2 separate regions of the Homo sapiens genome follow, and region 2 is linked to region 1. A link is an interaction called in ENCODE POLR2A ChIA-PET data of the cell type or tissue named here. Cell type or tissue: PC-9. All regions are shown on one strand. Each heading gives the region's core, and the rest is flanking DNA. Links, peaks and the distances in the headings are about the cores only. Region 1 overlaps MYH9 (myosin heavy chain 9). Region 2 has its middle 18 kb from the start of EIF3D.

Region 1 (5,370 bases), core at 129-5,128:
AAGCAAGGCCCCATCTCTTCAATAAAAAAATAGAAGGGCCTGGTGCAGTGGCTCACACCTGTAGTCCCAGCACTTCGAGAGGTTGAGGCAGAAGAATTGCTTGAGCTCAGGGGTTCAAGACCAGCCTGAGCAGCATGGTGAAACCCCATTTCTACAAAAAATACCAATATTAGCCATGTACCATAGTGTGTGCCTGGGGTCCCAGCTACTAGGGAGGCTAAGCTGGGAGGATCACTTGAGCCCAGGAAGCGGAGGCTGCAGTGAGCTGAGATTGCGCCATTGTACTCCAGCCTGGGTGACAGAATGAGACTCTGTCTCAAAAAATAAAAAATAAAAAAAAAAAACAATGTATTACTCGATCACAATATTTTGATGATTATATTTCAAAATAACTACTTTCTTTGTAATCTATTGGATGCAATTTAAAGCACTATTCTGAAAAGGCTTTACCAGACTGCCCGCGGTCACTGGCTCCAAAGAGTAAATGTTGCCCACTGCTGGGTGGATAAAGGGAAGGCCAGGAGCATCCGGGCTCTAAAGGCAGCGGCATGGAGGTGCCCAAGGAGGCCCTTCCTGTATCCCTGCCCCACCCTCCTTCTCAAGGGGTGTCTGGGCCTCTTTAGTGCAGGGTTGGCGTCTCTCTGACATTGTTTTCTCTCCTTGCAGCTGAACTCGTTTGAGCAGCTGTGCATCAATTACACCAATGAGAAGCTGCAGCAGCTCTTCAACCACACCATGTTCATCCTGGAGCAGGAGGAGTACCAGCGCGAGGGCATCGAGTGGAACTTCATCGACTTTGGCCTCGACCTGCAGCCCTGCATCGACCTCATTGAGAAGCCAGTGAGTACCAGGCTTGCTTTGACCTCACACCTGCCTCTGGCTTTTCCCTTCCGGGGCACCCGCTCCTCACCTCAGCTCTGTGTTGGTTGTGGAGGTGTCTTAACTCCCCTTCCTTTTGGTGCCACCCGGAGGATGAAGCCCCAAGGCTGAGATCCAGTGCCTGGGAGGCCTGGGTGGGTGCCTCCATTAGAGGAGATGCTCTGGGCTGCAGCTGTGGGCTGGGCTTTTCCCAGCTGCCGGACCAGGTGCATATGTGGCGGGGGCCCTAGCATCCTGTTTTCAGTCCCAGAAGACCACCCAGCATCCTCCTGAAGGCTGGGCTCGATAAGCATTTCTTTGTCTTAAAGAAACAGCCATGCATGGATGTAGTAAGGCCCTATCGCGGGCTGCTTTCACTGTAGCATGGAACAGTGCAGACCCTGGGCATTGAGTGCTCTGCCCAGGTGTACACGTACCAAAGCTCAGCTCATCCCCCCCATAAAACCAGCAAGCAGCAGTGCTTTTATCGCCAGCATTAGCTGTGTGAAGATGGAAAAGAGGAACCCTTTCCAATGAGTTCATACTTAAACCTCTTGCCAGGTAGAGGTTGGGTCGCCTGTTTGTGTTTTAGGCTTGTTGAGGGTATGATCTGTAATGAAGCCTGAGCTGTTCCTGTGTCTGGGTTTTCTTCTTTTTTTTTTTTTTTTTTTTTTTGAGACGGAGTCTCGCTCTGTCGCCCAGGCTGGAGTGCAGTGGCCTGATCTTGGCTCACTGCAAGCTCCGCCTTCCGGGTTCATGCCATTCTCCTGCCTCAGCCTCCTGAGTAGCTGGGACTACAGGCGCCCGCCACCACGCCCAGCTAATTTTTTTGTATTTTTAGTGGAGGCGGAGTTTCACCGTGGTCTCAATCTCCTGACCTCATGATTTGCCCTCCTCGGCCTCCCAAAGTACTGGGATTACAGGTGTGAGCCACCGCGCCTGGCCTGTCTCTGGGTTTTCTTTTGATTATGGTTAATTGATCAGAAGGCCTAGGACAAAGTTTTTTCAGTTTGAAAAAAATTTCCTTTTTTTTTTTGAGACAGATTTTTGTTCTTGTCGCCCAGGCTGGAGTGCAATGGCGTGCTCTCGGCTCACTGCAACCTTTGCCTCCCTGTTTGAAGCGATTCTCCTGCCTCAGCCTCCTGAGTGGCTGGGATTACAGGCTTATTTTTGTATTATTAGTAGAGACGGAGTTTCACCACGTTGGCCAGGCTGGTCTCGAGCTCCTGACCTTAGGTGATCCGCCCGCCTCGGCCTCCCAAAGTGCTGGGATTACAGGCGTGAGCCACCGCGCCTGGCCAAAAATTTACTTTTGTAATGAGCTTTTTTCTTTAATCAGTTGAATTTTCCAACTAATAGGAACCCACTGGGCTTCAAGTTTTGTCAGCCTCTCTGCAGTGTCCAAACCTGCTTTCTTGTCTTGTAAACTCAGTGTGCAGAAGGCTGCTGGGTCCCTGGGACTATCTTCCTCAAGGGGCTCCTCCTACATATCCCATCTCATCATAGACATGCAGACGCAAAGCATGTGGGTTGGCATCTCCCGTGGCAGGATCACAGGGTACTTGTTGAGGGCAGCCTCCTGGGCAGACCCCAGTGCACTGTGAAGTCAGACTCTGGCCCCGCGGGTCAGCGGATGTGCACTTTTCATCAGACCCACTGAGGGTTTCACTAATGCTGGAGAACCACCGCGATGGATCCTTGGGTAAAGGTGTCAGCCGCAGCCTGGGCCCCAGAGGTTTCTTTAGAAGCTAGAAATCTTCAACAGTGCTTTGCTTCTCCTGGGGAGTGTGTCGCCCACCGTCTGTGGGATTCAGGGGATTCTGATGTCCGGGCTTTGGCTTCTTGAAGGGTGGGGTGCCCCTCCCAGGGTGCACTCACCTGTGCTGATGCTGCGCTTCCTCCAGGCAGGCCCCCCGGGCATTCTGGCCCTGCTGGACGAGGAGTGCTGGTTCCCCAAAGCCACCGACAAGAGCTTCGTGGAGAAGGTGATGCAGGAGCAGGGCACCCACCCCAAGTTCCAGAAGCCCAAGCAGCTGAAGGACAAAGCTGATTTCTGCATTATCCACTATGCCGGCAAGGTGAGGAGCGCTCACGGGGAGGTGCTGGCCAGATCTTCACAGGAGAGGTGGAGTCGAGGCTCTCTAGGACCAGGAGCCGGGCAGCTGCTGGGGACGCAGGGGTGTGACCTGAGTACGGTTCTTGCACAATGACTCACCCAGTAATGTGGCCGGTGACAGCATCATCATTTACACAGCTTACAGAGCCCCTTCACCTGCTCCATGCTGTTAGAAGCCTGCGGCACTCCACCGCGGTGCCCAGGCTGGTTGTCATCATGCATTATCGTTGGGCCTGTCTGCCAGGTGCAGAGCTTTGGCTAAAGGCATGTGCTCAGAGTTTGAATAGAGCTCTGCCACTCATAAGCTGTTTGACTTCGGGTCAGTTACTTAACCTCTCTGATCCTTGGTTTCCTCATCTGGAAAATGAGAATGACCACCCACCATACAGGATTATGTGGATTAAACAAGCTCTTGAGGCCCAACATGTGGCATGAATCAGTGCTCCGGGGCAGGGCTCCTCAACCTCGGCATTCCTGGTATTGCGGGCTGGGTCATTCTTTGTTGTGGGACCCTCCTGTGCATGCTAGGATGTTTACCAGCATCCCTGGCTGCTACCCACTAGAGTTAGGAGCACCGTCCTTAGTTGTGACAACCCAAAATGTCTCCAGACATCGCCAAACATGTCCTAGTTTCGGGGGGGGAGGTGCGGGGAATTGCCACTGCTGTGGGTGACAGCTGCTGTTGCCAAGTCTGCCACAGTCAGTCAGTGGTGGACCTGCCCTCAACACTTACCTAGCAGACATCTTCCCAGTCTGCATGTGACTGGGGCTTAGACCCAACTTAGTCCATAGAGGTGCATGCTTAGACAAAAGCTGGTTTTTCTCAGCATATCGTGTGCTTCCTGCACAAAGACCCTAACAGTTAATTGCTGTGATTAGGCAGGGGCTGCGCCATCTCCTTGTTGGTGGTGACTAGTTGGTGATGACTGGCGAGGAGATGTGGGAGCTTTCACAGGTCTGTTCCCAAGCCACAAGGAGTCCAGGCCCGGTTCTAGCACACCTGTGCCGGCCTCTTCTATTTAGCTTGGCTGGTTCCTGGGGCTGCGGAAGCAACTGTCTTAAACTACCCATGAAAAAAATAATAAAGCCAAAAAAGCGATTTACACCATTAACCAAGGAATGTTTCCCGAGCCTCCTTTCTCCACTCTCACCTTTGGGAAACGCACACGCTCATCAGTGCAGAAGCTTCCAGGAAGGCTTTTGCTGTGGGATTATTTGTAATGCTGAATAATTAGGAATACCCTAAAGCCCACCAAGGGGCCTGCACGATGGCATCAACTGTGGTGCGTCTTTCCGTGGGCTGTGCTGTGGCCGCTAAAAGGACAAGGATGTTGGCCTGGGTGGGAGGGTCTGAGCCTGGGGAAAGGAAACTGGCATCACCTACCTCATGATAAACAGCAACATGCATTCGCCTGCATGCTGAGGGGAGCACCCCTGGGATGCAGCAGCGTGCATTCGCTTGCATACTGAGGGGAGCACCTCTGGGCTGCAGTTTGTGTTGGGAAGAGGGAGGCCTAGGTCCCTGATGCTCTCTGGGTATTGTTCTGGGACCTTTTGCAATGAAGATGTCATGCTGTATTACTTGTTCTGTTAAGTATATATTTTAGCAGAGCACAGGGGCTCATGCCTGTAATCCCAACACTTGGGGAGGCCAAGGCAAGAAGACAGTTTGAGCCCAGACGTTTGAGACCAGCTTGGGCAACATAGTGAGACCCTATCTCTATCTTTTTTTTTTTTTTTTGAGACGGAGTCTTGTTCTGTTGCCCAGGCTAGAGTACAGTGGCACGATCTCGGCTCACTGCAACCTCCGTCTCCCAGGTTCAAGCGATCCTCCTGCCTCAGCCCCCCTAGGGGCTGAGATTACAGCCCTGTAGCTGGGATTACAGGCACGTGCCACCACGCCCGGCTAATTTTTGTATTTTTAATAGAGATGGGGTTTTGCCATGTTGGCCAGGCTGGTCTCGAACTCCTGACCTCAGGTGATCCACCCGCCTTGGCCTCCCAAAGTGCTGGGATTACAGGCATGAGCCACCGCACCCAGCCCCTATCTCTATTTAAAATGAGAAAAAAGGAATCTATTTCTGGGAGTCTCTCTGAACCCTCTAGTTTAGGAGGCTGCCCAATTAAAAAAATATATTTAAAAACAGAATATATTTCCAAAAAGATGAAACTGACACATACTCAGAGAAAATGTGAACATTCTAAAAAGACAAAGAAAAAACAAAAATTACTTGTCTTATGACTAAAAAGAAATAGTAACATTTTGTTGTCCTTCCAGGATTGTTTTTCTTTGTTCATATTACCTAAAAATTTTAAAAAAGCTGAAACCCAGCACGGTACTGTGTGGCCACCATGCCATGTCTAGAGCCAGGCTCCCGTTGTTGGCCATGCCTTGC
Region 2 (5,370 bases), core at 257-5,256, 230 kb before region 1:
AAGAGAGTAAGACCCTGTCTTAAAAAAAAAAAAAAAAAAAAAAAAAAGCCTCATGTTATTCCTATCTCACAGATGGGGACTCTGAGGCTCAGAGAGGTTAAGAAACCCAGAATCACACAGCCACACAGGGGCAGAGCTGGGGCTGTGCCTTTCCAGACCGCAGGCACACAGGATGGATGTTTCCCACATCTTCTTGGCCTCAGGTGAGTCTAGAAAGGACATAACTGGTCCCCTAATGCCCCGAGGGACTTGCTCGAGGTCACAAGAGCAAAGGGGTTGCCCAGATCGAGGCTCTTCCCCCACAGCTTGTTGCTTCCCTCCCTCTCCCCCACCCAAATAGCATTTCTCAGGGAAGAAAACCTGGGCTCCTTAGAAAAACAGCTGATTCTAGGAGTGGGGCAGGGAAAGAACGAGAGGAGGCGGGGACATTTTGTTCTTCCAGGAAGCCAGGAAGTGAACAGACTATGGGGACTGGGGCACAGACTTAGGATCCTCAATGCATCAAAAAGAATGGGAGGACACCAACTCATTATATATCAACTGGCTTCTAAAAGGGGAAGTGGGAACCGAGCAAAATAACATGTATTACATTGTATTACATATAACATGTAAAGTACACATATGCATGCATGTATAGGTGCCCATCCTGCCTGGGAGAGCTCTGCACACTGTGGACACTTGCTGAGATGCCGCCCTGAAAACCTCTGGGCAGGCATTCCAAGCCCCTAGCCCATCCCAGCCCGGCATCTCCCAAGCCTTTCCCTGCCTCTCCCTCTACAGTGAAGATCAACAGGGACGAGGGGCTTCCGTGTGGCGCTGACCCGCACAGATGCCTGGAGAGGAATTGGCTTGCCCAGAATCCCCACTGGGCACTGGGACCAGATCTCCCGGGCTCCTGAGCCCATGGCCTCCTTCCCAGCCCAGTCCACCCAGCTTCCTGGTTCGTGTGCATGGCCTGCTGAGCTGGAACTGCTCGAGAGTCAGCACGAGCCTTAGAGAGGCTGTCCCAAGCCAAGCCCGCAGGCTGCCTCTCTTCCTCTTACTGTGCCTTCTGCCCTGCCAAACGCCTGCCGGCTATGACAGCCCCGCAGCAGCCGCTCTCCCCTGCCTCGTCCCTGCTCTGTCTCTCACCAGGCCTCTGCAGTCCCCATTTCCTGTCCCCATCTGATCACCTCACCCCCAGTCCAGGCCCACACAGTCACACTTGTGCACACAGACCTCTTGATGTCCACGTCCCTACCCCCTGCCATCCTCATCCCACCCTCCAAGCCCGCCCACCCTTTGTCCAAACCAGCATTTAATGGTGACACTTGTCAGGCTCTCAGAAAAAGTCAAGATCTAAACCCACACTGGCTCTTCCCAAAGCCCATGTTTGTAGTTAACAGGCACTTGTCTTGTCTTGCTTTTTGTGCTTATGTCTATATAAAACACCTCTCACAAAACAAACAGGCAAAGTCTCTAGAAAATAAAAAACACAAGAAAGTGTAAGAGTAGTCACCTCTGGGGAGGGAGGGAGGCCAAGGTGGGCAGATCACGAGGTCAGGAGTTCAAGACCAGCCTGACCAACATGGTGAAACCCTGTCTCTGCTAAAAAATACAAAAAAATTAGCCAGACGTGGTGGCATGTGCCTGTAGTCCCAGCTACTCAGGAGGCTGAGACAGGAGAATCGCTTGAACCCAGGAGGCAGAGGTTGCAGTGAGCCAAGATCATCCCACTACACTCCAGCCTGGGCAACAGAGCGAGAATCCATCCCAAAAAAAAAAAAAAAGAAGAGCAACCTCACTTGGGACTTTTTGAGCCTTTTGAATTTTGTACCCCATCCGTGAAAAACCCATACACTTCAGCTTTAGTAAAGGTGACCATTAAAAAACAAAAAAGACAAGTCCTGACTCCACTAGTACCAGTTTTATGACCTTGGGAAAAACTTATGTCAGTATCCCAAGTCTCAGTTTACTCGTGTATAAAATGGGGATGATCACAGTACCTGCCTTATAAGACAGACAATAAACCAAGGCCCAAGAAGTGCTTAGCACCACGAAATAGTCAAGGCTCAGTAAACATGAGTGATGGGCCTCTCTTTGCCCACCTTCTCCATGGAACTCTGAGCTCCTAGCAGAGCTCCCAGCATGGTGATTCCCTGACAAATACAAGATGCAATTCACAGTCCTCAGAATAGCTTTCAAGGCCCTCCCTGCTGGTACCACTGTCTTTCCTACTGCATCTGTTACCCATCCTCAAACACATGACTGACGCCCTTTGACAGCTCCTGCCCGTACATACCCCACTGCCCCTGATGCTTTCCTTCCCCCAGTCCTCATGCACCTTTCTTTGTCTGGTTATCTGCAAATTCATTTCATCCTTCAAATCCTGCAAAACATCTCCCCCTCTTGTAGCCTTCACACTGTGCCACTAGACTTGGTTACCCCGTGGCACTCAGTACAGACTTCTGGGCAACTCAAACCAAACCGCATTGCTAGCTCTTTGCCCTCCATCTCCTCCACTGCTCTGGAAGCTCCAGGGGGACAGAGGCTGTGTTTGCATACCTGCATTCTTAATGCTTAGCATGTAACAGGCACTCAGAAAACGTTTGTTGAATGAATGAATGAATCATCCTGACCACTCAGCTACTTGGTGCCTTCAGGAGCTGAATTACGGTGAGTCATTCATGTCCTGCAAATGCTACACGGTGAAGGCAGTGACCTCCTCTCTTTGCAGTCTCCAGCCCAGAAGCCACCTCTCTCAGCCTGCACACCCTCAGAGAGCCTTCCAGGAGCTGTTCGGCATTGCAGCCTACAGGGAATCCCCCTGCCTCTCCTCTCCCTGCCACAGAGGTCTGTGGAAGCCCTCAATCAGAAGCCGTGCTAGGAGTGGGGATGGAAAGACAAATAAGATACAATCCCGGCCCTCACTGATGAATAACAACCTGGAGGAGATAGATGCCTGGGTCTGCCTCATTCCATCCACCACCTATAATTCATCAAATGCCTACCATGTGCCTCTCTCCCCCGTGCCTTTACATAAGTTCTGTCACCCTCCGTGCCTCAGTTTCCTCCTCAAGTGGGACAGAAAGACCCACCCGATCTAACGCATCAGGACTGCTTGGCAGATAGAACCAGATAATCCACGTAAATTGCTCGATAAACTATGAAGCCCTGTACCGATGTTATTACGGCTATTATTAATATAGCTAAACATAACAGTATTGAATAACTGAAGCCCTCCCCGGAGCAATCACAGTCACTTGCACATAGTAGGTGTTTAATTGATCTTTGATGCGTTGAAATGCAGTCCGGGGGGCGGGGGGTGAGGGGTGGGTTGGGCCTGATTTTTCATGCGTTGTGGAGCAGCGCCATCATGTGCCCACACTGAAGAACACACAGACCTTCTGGCAGAGTGCTTTGACGGACCCAACGGGGAGGGGCTGCTGAGGTCCCTTTAGGACAAATACAAGGAAAAGTCCGTTTGACGCCACGGAGAAAGGAGAAGTTTCTTCGCCCCTAGAGGTGGTACAGGCTCAGAGCATAAACAGAGGCAAAAAGGGTTTGAAACAGCATTGTGGATTATTTCTATCAAGGAGTTTTTGGGAGATATGAAGCACCCAGGGAACAACCCAACCACGTGGTCAAAGCCTGGTCTTGTCTCGTCCGGTCTGACCCTGTGGAAGGTGCTGTTTAATCTTCATCTCAGAAGACTTGAGATCAGGTGTGGTGGCTCACGCCTGTAATCCTAGCACTTTGAGAGGCCGAGGCGGGTGGATCACTTGAGGTGAGGGGTTCAAGACCAGCCTAGCCAACATGGTGAAACCCCTTCTCTACTAAAAATACAAAAATTAGCAGGAAATCGCTTGAACCCGGGAGGCGGAGGTTGCAGTGAGCCAAGACCATGCCACTACACTCTAGCCTGGGCAACAGAGCCGGACTCCATCTTAAAAAAAAAGAACAAGAAGTGAACTTGGCTCTGCCACTCTGCCATACTCAAGCTGTGTGACCTTGAGTAGACGGTTGCCTTCTCTGAGCTCCAGTTGTCTCATCTGTGCAATGAGGTCATGATCCCTGCACCGGCCACCTCAAAGAGTCATTGCGAAGATCAAATGGCGTAAGAGAAGCATAAGTTCAGAAATGGTCAAGTGTTATACAAACACGATGGGTGGCAATCATTCTAATTTCCAATCACAGTAATAACGGGCATTGACTGAGCTCTACACTGTGCTAAACCCTTTCACACATAATCTCACTTAATTCCCACTAAACCTTACCAAATGTGTACTCTTAAGAGGCCCATTTTGTAGATGAGGACATTGGAGTTTAGAGGAATTTGAAATCTTGTCCAACCAAAGTCACACTCAACTAATAAGGAGAAAAGTCAGGATTTGAACTCAGGACAGTGGGACCTCCTCAAAGTAGGAGAGTCTCAATAGTTCCAGCCACAGACATGGGATTTAAGGGGAGCCCCAGATAGGCAGGTAGATGCCTTGAAGAAAACAAAAGAATTATTGACATTTCTTTTGCCCAGGAAATTCTGCTTCCTTCCCAACTCTACCCTAGTACTCGCTGTGACCTTGGAGCCTCCCAGGAGAGGGGAACCCTTGGGCTCTGCATCCAGGGCCCAGTTCACACCCAAAGTCAGAGAATCCCAAAGCATTCCCTTCCAGGGTCCAAGCCTGACCAAAGGCCATGCGTGCTCCTTTAAGGGACTGGCAAGGGCAAAGTGGGGGATGGATCCCCTTCAAGGTCACTGTTAAACAGATGGTAACAAAATCTCTTGGGAGAAGGTGGCTACTTGTCAACAGTCATAATGACCCTCAGGTATCTAGAGTCCTCTTGAGCTAATGAGATGTCTGAGATTGCCTCCTGTCCACTTTCCCAACGTTTGGCCCTCAGAACACTCCTTTGAGGTCAGAATCCTTAGCTCTACCTTACAGATGAGGAAACTGAGGTTCAAGGAAAGGAAGTGACTCATCTGAGGTCATACTGCAAGTAAATGGCAGAGACAGGACTCAAGTCTAAGATTCCAGAGTACAAATCCTCCTAACTCCCGAGGAATCCAGAGACAGGGGAGGTAGAGTGGCCCAGAACTGTTTCTGGTTGACAGCTCTGGTTCTAGGGAAAGTAGTCCAAAAAGGTTTCTGGTTGGTAATCCTAGTTCTAGCCCCACTTCTGCCATCAGCAGGCTGTGTGACCCGAGATAAGTCACTGGGCCTCAGTCGCTTTATGCCAGAGATTCCTCGTGAGCTCTGACTTTGCGTCCTTTATTCATGTCCTTGAGCCATAAAGATGAGGGTGTTCAGCAGCATCTGCAGGTTTTATAGAGAAGCAGCTGTGACTTCGCCTCCCTTGGGAAGCTTTTCCTGACTGCCCAAGGCTGAGTTA

Evidence for each region. ChIA-PET counts read pairs that join two places held together with the same protein. Peaks named below come from ENCODE experiments on the same cell type or tissue, not always from the same donor. Only the 100,000 strongest peaks of a DNase experiment are listed, where the experiment ranks them.
Region 2: POLR2A ChIA-PET joins it to region 1 with 19 read pairs; 2 of 35 experiments call an interaction of 5 or more read pairs at or near these places.

Annotation. Positions count from the first base shown.
Region 1 is chr22:36,309,615-36,314,984 of GRCh38, reverse strand. It overlaps MYH9 (myosin heavy chain 9), which reads left to right. Exons shown (of 41, transcript NM_002473.6): 13 at 667-840; 14 at 2,763-2,936. Among named protein-coding and RNA genes, the nearest start is that of MIR6819, 25 kb to the right of the region's middle. In PC-9, for the core only: no CTCF peak of the experiment used is centred there; a DNase peak (open chromatin) is centred at 3,094.
Region 2 is chr22:36,544,428-36,549,797 of GRCh38, reverse strand. No RefSeq gene overlaps it. Among named protein-coding and RNA genes, the nearest start is that of EIF3D, 18 kb to the right of the region's middle. RefSeq lists a silencer at 5,102-5,370. In PC-9, for the core only: CTCF peaks have their summits at 3,151 and 3,351 (motif pointing left); DNase peaks (open chromatin) are centred at 2,617 and 3,357; H3K4me3 peaks cover 557 bases; H3K27ac peaks cover 404 bases.